Linked DNA regions of Homo sapiens: region 2 is linked to region 1. A link is a contact called in ENCODE Hi-C or POLR2A ChIA-PET data. All regions are on one chromosome and are shown on one strand. Each heading gives the region's core, a stretch centred on a gene start or an enhancer-like site at or near the end of the contact. The rest is flanking DNA. Distances are from core to core; before and after follow the strand shown. Region 1 has its middle 32 kb from the start of LINC01991. Region 2 overlaps LPP (LIM domain containing preferred translocation partner in lipoma).

What was found. Hi-C counts contacts between places; a loop is a spot of excess contacts on that map. ChIA-PET counts read pairs that join two places held with the same protein, here RNA polymerase II (POLR2A). Pooled maps may share reads with other maps.
Region 2: a map of OCI-LY7 shows a loop between it and region 1 (7-fold over the local background). The contact joins two enhancer-like sites. A Hi-C loop is called at or near these places in 2 of 168 maps with a recorded cell type or tissue (OCI-LY7 and heart right ventricle) and 1 of 50 pooled maps. POLR2A ChIA-PET finds 5 or more read pairs at or near these places in 1 of 52 experiments (OCI-LY7).

What each region holds. Positions count from the first base shown.
Region 1 is chr3:187,941,580-187,946,868 of GRCh38, reverse strand. No RefSeq gene overlaps it. Among named protein-coding and RNA genes, the nearest start is that of LINC01991, 32 kb to the left of the region's middle. Within about 2 kb of position 2,253, at least 3 of the 41 ENCODE cell types and tissues checked have a DNase peak (open chromatin) inside an H3K27ac peak, as active enhancers do; they include OCI-LY7, where a contact is called at or near this core.
Region 2 is chr3:188,240,331-188,245,619 of GRCh38, reverse strand. The region is part of intron 2 of LPP (LIM domain containing preferred translocation partner in lipoma); the gene reads right to left. Among named protein-coding and RNA genes, the nearest start is that of FLJ42393, 64 kb to the right of the region's middle. Within about 2 kb of position 2,384, at least 4 of the 41 ENCODE cell types and tissues checked have a DNase peak (open chromatin) inside an H3K27ac peak, as active enhancers do; they include OCI-LY7, where a contact is called at or near this core.

The DNA.
Region 1 (5,289 bases), core at 1,004-3,503:
TCTAGGACTGGCAAACTCTGGGAAGAAGCAAGCACCTTAGCACAGCCTCAGAGCCCCCAAGACATCAGCCCCAGACTATTTCTGGCCTGAACTCCAGCTTCTCTTCCTCCTTCAACCTACCCTCTGCCCAGACAACTCAGCCCTGCCTGCCTCCCTAAACTCACTAGACCCTCTAGTTACGCAGACACATTCCCTTCTCCCCTCTCCTATCTCTATATCTCACATACACGTTTTCACCTCTCTTGTGACACAATTGTCCTCTCCTGATTGGAGCTGTCTGACAACATGCTCCCTGGACAACTACCAGACTTCAAAACCCTGCAGGCAGGGGTATGGTTCAGCCCTTCAGCTCACAGCACAATGCTGTCCTCCAAAAATGCTTGTGCAATGATGAATTCATCAGAAGACAGAAACATACAAACTAGTGGATGAAACAGAGGGAGTCTGTATTTATAGAATCTCATGGGTAAAACAGTCATGTCGTTCAACAGTTCTGATACTATGGAAGAGCTCATTCTAAAAGCATTTGAAGTAGAGGCTGTTGTTTCCTATTAAAATAAAAACGCTTGCTGTACTTTGGGGAGGTCTTGAGAGACACCACCTGGCACTGGCCTGTGACTGAAGACACTTGAGTTCTATGAGTCTCAGGGTGTGTGTATGTGTGTGTGTGTGTGTTTAACTGAGAGTACTGAGATGATTTACTACCAGGGTTGTCATGAAGATGAAACAAGGTAAGGTACTTATACATGTTTGTTGCAGGATTGCCACTCGCTATGCCTTTGATACTTAACAGCTACTAGCTAGTCAGAGGAATCATCCGTTTTTCTCCTATCACAGAGCCCAAATAATTCATGGGGATAGAGGAGAAAAGGGCAATAGGAAACTTGAAACTGAGTCTTCCTTTTCAGGACATGAATGCTCTGGATCTTAGGAAATGGTTATCCAGGATTCTAAACCTAATGATTTAAAGAAATGGTGTCTGATATCCAGCCCCATGCTAAGCTCTTCCTTAGTTTCAGTTGTGTGACTTACTCACCAGTAATTCAGGAATTGAGCACGCCTGGACTCTGGGCCTGCGGTCTCCATCCTAGAGACCTTCACACTGGGCAACCAGAGGTGTGGGGTGGAGAAAGGACTGGCCTGGCATCCGTGGGACCAGGGTTTGTCCTCTGAATCATCTCTTGACCATGGAACATTCATTTCCCCTCTTTGGGCTTTAGCTTCCTTGTCAAATGAGAACCTGGACTAGCTGCTCCATAAGACCAATCACCATAGTTCTGTTATGCAAAATTGAGATGTTCACAGTCTCTGCTCCCCGGCATCTGCATTCTTCTTCCTTCTTGTCATGTCTACCCATCCTAATGACTAGGGTCAGTTGAGTGAGAAAAAGCCTGTAATATAGTGCTTTACATGTTTAAAGTGCTTTCATACTCACTTACCTTATTCTACCTTTACAAACAGGTCAACAGGACACACAGGTGGATGTCATAATCCCCATTTTATAGAATATAAGAATGAGTCTTAGAGATGGGGAGGGGTGCTCAGTAGAGGCAGAGCAGCACCTTTGCATTCCCTGTTCTGATTTTTTCTGCCAGTGACTCCCAGGACTGGTGGCGGTTATAGTGCTGGATTTGGTTCCCTGGACCAAAACAAAGCCCCTTCTGCTTCCTCATGATCTTTCTCCCACTGCCCATTCTCCCACTGCCCAGGTCCCAGTCACCTTAGTCCTTCTTGCTTGGCCTCCCAATAAGAGTAGGATGTGGTGGAGCTGAGTCCGGGGCAGAGCCACTTGGTGAAGTTTGACAGGGGTTGGTTTTACCCTTCTGCCACTTCCTCCTTCATCCTGTGCTAAAGTATTTCTTCAGGTTTCGCCTTTTGACCAAGCCTCCACACGAGGGTCTGGGAAACTTAGAGCTATTGTTCTGTGGGTATGCAGAGGCAGAATACTGAGAACAGAGACAGTGCACGGGGGCAACCTAGGCCAAGTGTGACAGTGAGACTTCTGAGATGCATGCTTGACTTGCTCTGATGGGTTGAAAACAAGTAATTGGGCAGAAAGTCATGCACCTGGAAGATAAAATGATAAGCTTCTAAAGTGGGGGCAGGGAGAGGTAGCACAATGCTTGCAATGAAAACAGGTGTATGCATTATTAAGCAGAATTAGTCAAGGTGAGTTGGAAGAATTTAGGCATCTCTGTTGAAACATTTTTCACACCCATCCTACTTTTCTTAACTACCACCGCCCTCTCACTTCTCATTCAGGAGGTTGCAAAAGCCTCCCAACTGGTCTCCCTGTGCCAGTCCTTTCCGGCTCCTTTCCACCCCGCAACATGGATCTCAACCTACCTGTTCAGCTGTATTCCTCAGTGCTCCCGTCTGAGCATGCAGTGCTGCAACCCAGGCAAACGACTCACTCTTCTCGTCCTGTACTTTTCCATCTCCAGCCTTTGCTAGTGTGTTTCTCCCTCTGCTTAATTCTCCTACCCTGCAAGTAGAAATCCAACCTCACTCTTTCAGGCCCACTTCAAATGCCACCTCCCCTGTGAAGTCTTTCCTAATCCTACCCTCTTCTTTCCTTCCCAGAGGAATGACCCCTCCCCCCTCAGGAGTGTATAGAACACTCGATTACTTGGCCTGCCCTTTAAGGGTTCCTATTGCCATCTACCTGGTATTTTAACTATTTCTGTGCATGTCCTATCTCCCCTACCAGACGGGGATCACCTTGCAGTCAGGAAAGGGATCACTTTCGAATTTGCATCCCTCAAAGTCTTGGCTGCTGTTTAGTTATCTGAAGAATTAATAAAGACATGAATGAAGAGTACTTGTTGGGACAGGAAAGAGAAAAGCTCTAGCATCTTAGCTTAAAACTCAAATTAAACTGGTGATGCAATTTGAGACACGTGTTGAGTGAAACGCAAATAAATATGTTCAAAGAAAGCTGGATCAGAAAGAAAAGAGCCTGGCAAGGGAGTGCAACCCAGGGGACCAAGAAAATAGGTATGAGGGAGAGGGAGACAGTAATGTTTGTTTTATGCTTGGTAACAGGAGAAGTCAACAGAAGCTGGAAGAAGCATTTTAGGGTGGGACTGAATGAATCACAGAGCTTCTATTTAACCCTTATATAGCCCCATATGTCTTCCCCAGTGTAGAAGCCGTAGGAAAGAAAAGTGTCTGCAGTATTAGTCGGCATCAAGAGTTATGATTACCTTTAGTCAGGCCAGTGAATAATTTTAACATGGGCACGGTATGATCCATGCCACTGAATGTTCACAGCCTACTTGGAAAAGACGACATGGTTCCAAGCAACCATGACAAAGTATATATTCAAATGTGCCTTCAGAATGTATAGAACACTTGCTATGGGACAGTGGAAGAGCCCACCAGTAATTCCAAATAGGAGAAGGTGGAAGCAAGCACGATGAGGGAGACTTTATGGAAAACATGATTTAGAAGCAGAGGCTTCAAGAATGGGCCCAACTTTCACCAGTCTCCGGGAGTGGTCCGTGAGAAGGAGTCACAGTACAATTCAAGCTAGAAAGGTTGCCGAGGAAGGCAAGCCTGATGGGCAGGGACAGAAGGGACTATAATGCCCAGTTGGGCAGCAATGCCAGCTCACCTTTTGGAACACTTGTGGGTATTGACCGACCTGTGTTTATGCACTAGAATGAGAAAGCTCACACTGTTTTGTGTGTGTGGTGAGTAGGAAAGGTAAGCAAAACTAGAAATTACAAAAAGCCTACTGAACAATGGAAAGCAATTCTCCCTCATCTGAACTCAGTTCCACCTGTGCAGGCGGAGTGCAGACGGTGAGTCCCTAAGGCAGGCCAGTGTTGGAAAGGGAGGCTTATCTTGGTCATTCATTGTCCCTTGGCTTAGGGAAAGTGAAGGCTAAAAGTAATGTGAGGAATGAGGGACTTTTCACTTTCAGCAGATCTTGTATATTTATTGCCTCATCTGCATAGGTAAATCAGAGTGGTCAGCAGTGCAGGGTGAGGCAGCGGTTAGCTGTGCAGCTGCATGAGGAGGCTCCAGCAGCGGCAGGGCGGGGAGTCCCCAAAGCCGCTTTTGGGACCCAGTGCCTGCGCCGTCTAGAGCTAGGTGGAAGAGAAGCGGGAAGGACAGAGGAAAGGGAAAGAGAGGCTGTGGCAGAGAGGAAAGGGCTCCTAGGTGTCATTTAGGACAATCCCTCTATTTTACACTTGGGAAAGCTGAAGTCAAGAGGTCCTTGTCCACAGTTACAGGGTCCTCAAGAATTAGTGTACGTCCTATCCCTTTGCACAACTGTGGTGGAGGAGAGGGATGGGAAAGGTAGACAACTAAAAGTGAAGAGTCCATGGGTCCTCCACAAGATATGCTGGCACGCCCTCCTAACCCGCTGTTCCCTGACGGTCAGCTTCTGTCTCTTACTTACTTACGTTTCAAATCAGTGTTCTCCAGGGCCACAGGACCTTTGGGGGAAATATGTTTTCCATCAGAAAGACATTCCTGATATCCATGAAATTTGCAAGCTTTCTTTGTAGTTATTGTTGTTTATTTTTGTTTTCCAGTTGAATGGAATCCTTTTAAATCTCTTTAATATTGCTTATGTGGGAAAATCATTCACGGTCACTTATGATTTCTGAAGGCTTTGGATGGCTAAAAAACTGATGAGCATTAAGAAATGTATGCTTGCTCCACAAATTTTACTTTACATTTTTGAAAGGATTAAACTGGATTTTATTTTCGGTTTTTAAGGTGGTTAAGCTGAGAGGCAGCTATGCTCTGTTGGGAAGAGCACTGACCTTGACCTCAGAAAACCTGTGCTCAAATGCTAGCTCTGCTATTATTGTTTGTTTGTTTTACTTTGGTCAAGTCCATTGATCTCTCTGAGCGTTAATTTCCTAATCTTTAAAATGGGGGTATTAACCTCTCCCTCATTAATTTGCTTATTTAAATTTATTTAACAGATAGTTAATGAGCTTCTATTAAGTGTCAGGTGATGTTCTTGAGACTGAGATAAAATTATAAACAAGACAGCTGAAATCCCTGCTTTCCCAGAGCTTTTAATAGAGATTAAAGGGGATAAGATGTATTGAAGAGTTTAGCACGGTACCTAGCATGGAGTAGCTGCTTAATACATTCTAACAGGGGAACTCTTGGAACACTGAGTCCCGAGACAGCTGTTTCAGTCTTAGCTGTGACATTGACTAGCTGGAATCTCTAGACACATAAATACTTTCCAGTACTTCCCCTGGGCTAGTGTGGCCTTCTTCCACATAAATGCTGGGGATCATTATTCATATAGGGTTT
Region 2 (5,289 bases), core at 1,135-3,634, 300 kb before region 1:
TTTATTAAATTTACTTTGTGGTCTTTATTGCATAGGTGACATTATCATATAAGGTACCTTCTAAGAGGAGGTGAAAAGGCAAAAGGAAGGCAAAGGTGGTGGAATGAAGTTTAGGTCAGCAAACATCTACTGAGAATTTTCTCTGCTAATGGCTCTGGGCCAGGATCTGTGAGGAATAGAATCATAAGAAAATACCATCCCTGCCCACAAACTGTTTAAAAGCAAACAAGCCTGTAATCCCAGCACTTTGGGAGGCCGAGGCAGGCAGATCACGAGGTCAGAAGTTCGAGACCAGCATGACCAACATGATGAAACCCTGTCTCTATGAAAAATACAAAAATTAGTCAGGCGTAGTGGCGGGTGCCTGTAATCCCAGCTACTTGGGAGGCTGAGGCAGGAGAATTGCTTGAACCCGGGAGGCAGAGGTTGCAGTGAGCCAAGATTGTGTCACTGCACTCCAGCCTGGGTGACAGAGCAAGACTCTGTTTCAAAAGAAAAAAAAGGCGGGGGCAGGGTGGGAAACAAGGCAGAATTATGCTAACAATTTACCCTAATACAAGCCTAGAATGATGAGTGCAAAGAAGAGGACAAAAATCACCACTAACAACGGACCAAGAATGAGACACTAGGTAGCCACCCATTAGACACGGTCCATGCCCTCAAGGAACATATGCCTAGTAAGGAGATACAAAATCATTCATCCATCATTCATTCACTCAGATTCATTGAAAATCTACCATGAACCAGATACCGATGTACATGCTGAGGCTTCAGAAATGAGCAGGACATGGCTGAGTTCACAGTTCAGGGCAGACAACAAACACATAATGCTGAGTAGACACCAGGCAGTGTGATTAAGCCAAAGGAGATGTGTTTTAAAAGCCTAGGTTACTCAGAGAGAGAGGGGTAGATTATCAGAGATGACACGGAAAAGGCACCTCTACAACAAACAATCATACTTTTGACTCTAATACAATGGAGAATGAATAAAGCGTCTAATAGAGAAGAGTGCCACACACAGTGAGAAAGTCCCTAGGGAGTATTCTGACCAAAGTCTTGGTCTTGAAGGAGAGGCATAGTCTTCTAATTGCTTTGATGAATCACAGACCAAACAGTGATTCAGCTCTGAAAGAAACCTTAGAGATGGGCATTCCAAGGTCTCATGGGGTTAGTAGCAGAAGCAGGACTGGAACCCAGAACCCAAGTTGGACCACTAGACTGGTGCCTCTCCCTAAGCCCACTCTGCCTCTTCCATGTCTGTGAATGAGCTTACCACTCCTAGCTATGCAAAACTGCATAGAACCATTTCAGCAAGAGGCTCAGGTAGCATTAAAGAAGTTCCCACCTCAACGATGTCAATTTTTTGTTACTGTTGTCTTGAGGAAGCATGTTTGCTTTTAAACGCTCCCAAATTAAAAGCCATTCTCAGCCTTCCTACAATTGTATGTGCGCTGGGCGCAGTGGCTCACTTCTATAATCCCAGAACTTTGGCAGGCCGAGGCAGGCAGATATCTTAAGGCCAGGAGTTCGAGACCAGCCTGCACAACACGGTGAAACCCCACCTCTACTAAAAATACAAAAATTAGCCGGGCGTGGTGACGGGCACCTGTAAGCTACTCAGGAGGCTGAGGCAGGAGAATCGCTTGAACCCGGGAAGTGGAGGTTGTGGTGAGCAGAGATTGTGCCTCTACTCTCCAGCCTGCGCGACAGAGCGAGACTCTGTCTCAAAAAAATAAAAATTTTAAAAATAAAATAATTAATTAAAAAAAAAGATGTGGACCTGAACTCAGATTAGTGTCAGAGTGAACTTTCTAGTTAGCCTCCTCTTTCCACAGTGAAGAAATTACACCCAGAGAGACTGAGGTTAGTCACCCTGTCCAATCACAGCACCAGTTACACAGCACCTGAACTCAGAAGGGTCTAGCACCTTTTGCTCAGTGCTGCCAGTGTGGTGGTCTATGGCCTCATTCTCATAGCCTGCAAGTGATAGACCCCAGGACAGCAAGAATCATGCCAAAAGGATAACATCAATTAGCCTGTGTATTGTAGAAACAGATCACGAGATTTTAGAACGTAAAGAAAGAGAAAAAGAAACGATTTATTTCGCAGCTTTCCGTGCAAGCTTTTCAAAGGCCCTTCCCAGATCCGGCCTTCTGAGACACCACCCCAAGCCCCCGGAGGTTTGTTCTCTACTTAAATTGCCCCAAACTATGCTGTTTTCCTATCAATACTCAACAGCAAAGATGGAAAAGAATTGCCAATTTCTTGTGAATCCTGAAGATTTCCTTTATGAGTCATGGGAAACTAAAATAACCTGAGGGGTAGGGGGAACGGTAGAAACAGTTTTAAATCGGTTCTCACTAGTTTGTTTTACAGTGTGGTATAACTCCTGAGAACAGAAAAAATCAAGTTTCTAGAGTTGTTGTAAAAATAGGAGTTTTTGTCAGGTTGTGTCAGCTGTCACTGTGGCATTTCTTATTAGTATTTTTCTGTCTTTTTTTTGTTATATTAATTATAGTTTGATCACTGTAAGAGCTATTTTGAATCTATGGGACTTTCCTAACCAGATTGTTTTGGCATTTTAAAGTTACTCACATTCAGGGCCTAAACAATATAGCAAGTATCTTTTCTTCCTCTCTTTTTTATACTCAAATTCTGAACAAAGGAACCATCTGTTCTCTCTCTGAAAACATCAGCCCTTGTTTTCATTTTTCATTAATCATAATGCCTCAAACTTACATAATCTCTTTCTCCAACTTGCTTATTAAAGCATTTTGTAGACATCGCCTCATTCGTCTTCAATATCATCCCCTACAAACTAAGGAGAAAGGGGAAATGTTTGCTAATTTTCACTTAGGTAAGTGATTATCAGATGTTTAATGAATTTTGCATGAATGATGGCATGTTAGCCTCAGAAGGGACCTTGATGATCACCTGGCCCAGTTCTGGCTCTTGCATTTGTAAAATGAAGACCCAGAAAGGAGAAGTGATTTCACATTCTATTTGTGTACCTAACTCTCTACTCCTGACTGTAAGTGGTGAGGGTAAGAACCGTGTCTTTCACAGTTTTGTATCTCCAGTACCTGGTGTGTATTTGTTGAATGGATGAAAATGCTTGCAAATAGTCACACAGGTGGCTATGACAGAGCTGGGGTCAGAGCTCTACTCTCCTGCCTTCCCATTCAATGTGTGTGGTTTTTTTTTCCTTCTTCTTTTCCTTCTCTCTCTCTCTCTCTGTCTCTCTCTTTCTTTTTATAATACAATATAGACCTGAATGCAAGAAGAATCAAGCAGAGACACAACTAAAAAGGTGATGAGGATGGAGAGGATAAAAAGCAGGCTTTTACCTATAAGTTAGAAATAGGTTGAACAAACCCAGTAGAAATCAAGTTTAGCCATTAGCCATGCTAAAAAATAACCCATGTTAAGGCTGAGTGTCTAAAAGCTCTGCATTCCTTATGTGTGCCATATATTTAAGGATTTAGTGGATTCCTTAAACATTACCCAACTGAGGAAATGATCTGTCTTAACGCCAAAGGACAGCATGCCTCCTTAACACCTATTAGCCCAAAAAAAGCACATCATCCACCCTGCGATTTGGCCTCATCACTCACTGTAACTCAAGAGGACATACAGCGTCAGAATCATGAAATCTACCAGCCCAAAGTTTTCCAATGAGCAGAGGTCACTGGAATAAAGACCTTTATTCCATATGCCTAGCTGGAAGTCAGAAATTCATTTGACATGTTTCTTCTTATTTTCAGAATGTCCTACTCCCCACCATTACTCTTTGAAGTTATAGGGAAAATAAACTCTTTCTAGAAAAACAAGTTAAATTTTCAATTCTATCATCTGAAATTACGTATATAGTAGTAGTTATAACAAAGTCAACGACTCTCTGAAGATTCTTTAAAAATAGGTTGTCCATGTAGATGAGAAAGCTGTAGGTCTGAAGAGAGAAGGAAATCTTTTATTTTTCAGTAAAAGAAAAAAAGAAAAGAAATCAGAGGGCCAAGGAGAACTCAAGTATATTATAACACGGTCTCACATGAAGTACATCAGTTACAGATACAAGCAGGAAACAAATTAGCTTCAAAATAAAAACAAATCAACATAAATGAACCTTCAAACAACTCTGATGACTTTTTCTCCCCCAAAGGGAAAGATGAAAGGAGATTAGAAGGAAGAGAAGAGAAAAAGATGAGGAACGAGTAGGGAGATGCTTAAATCCCTAACACAGCATGTCTCACACAAACACAGCAGGCTGCCGAGGGTGTCTGGGGCTGTCCAGCACACAGCGGACAGGCGTTTATACCCAGTCATGCAGGATCAGCTGGAGAAACGTACAGCATGTACTTCAGGGCAAACAGCTGCAGAGAGGCCTGCGCAGATAACAGCAGGTTGGATTCATGCTATATCAGTAGTTCTATCCATACCCACCACCTTCTGCTCCTAGAGTGTCAGGCTATCCCCATGACCACTTATCATTCTTGCAGCCACTACGTGGAACATTAACCCTCTATTGACACTTCCCTGATAAAACTGTGCCCATTTCACATGTAGGGACATTCTCACTGTCTTGCTACCTCTAAAATCATCACTTTAGACTATGCATACATACCCCGTAACATCTTAACATTTTTCATTTAAAAATAAAAGAATCATATAGTTAAGGACATATAAAAGATCCACAAAATGTTCCCTAACTGGCCTTGCTCTCCACACGGAACTTTTTCAGAGCATTACTTTAATATAGCCAATAGGGAGGTTCATTCACTAAGAGTGTCTCTGATCTCTGCTCGTGTGTCTGCTCAGGTCGCCGAGGACAGAGCAGCCCTGCATTTGGAGCTCGCCCCTCCCTTGCCATGCTCCTCCCACCAAAACCATGTCTGAGGGAAGAATCCCAAAGAAGGTTGATGTGTTATCCCACCTGAGCAGCCTTACTAGTTGACATGATTGGATAGTTATGATTACGCTTTTTTATATGAAAGTTTCTACCCAAATATGTTGCTGGTCTAATATCCTAACTACTCAATAACAGTGGAATGAGTTTGAATAAAGCTCTCAACTACTCTAGGCACATCAGTTTCCTTCCCTACAAAATAAAGCAGTCAAATTCAGTACGTATAAGACTTCCTTCCAACTCAGAAATTCTGTGCCTATGAAGTTGCTACTGTCAAACAATCTGACCTCTCCCTCTTCATTTGTTCCTCTTTACCTCTTTCTCTCTCTGTCTCTCTCTCACACACACACACACACACACACACACACACACACTCTTACCCAAAA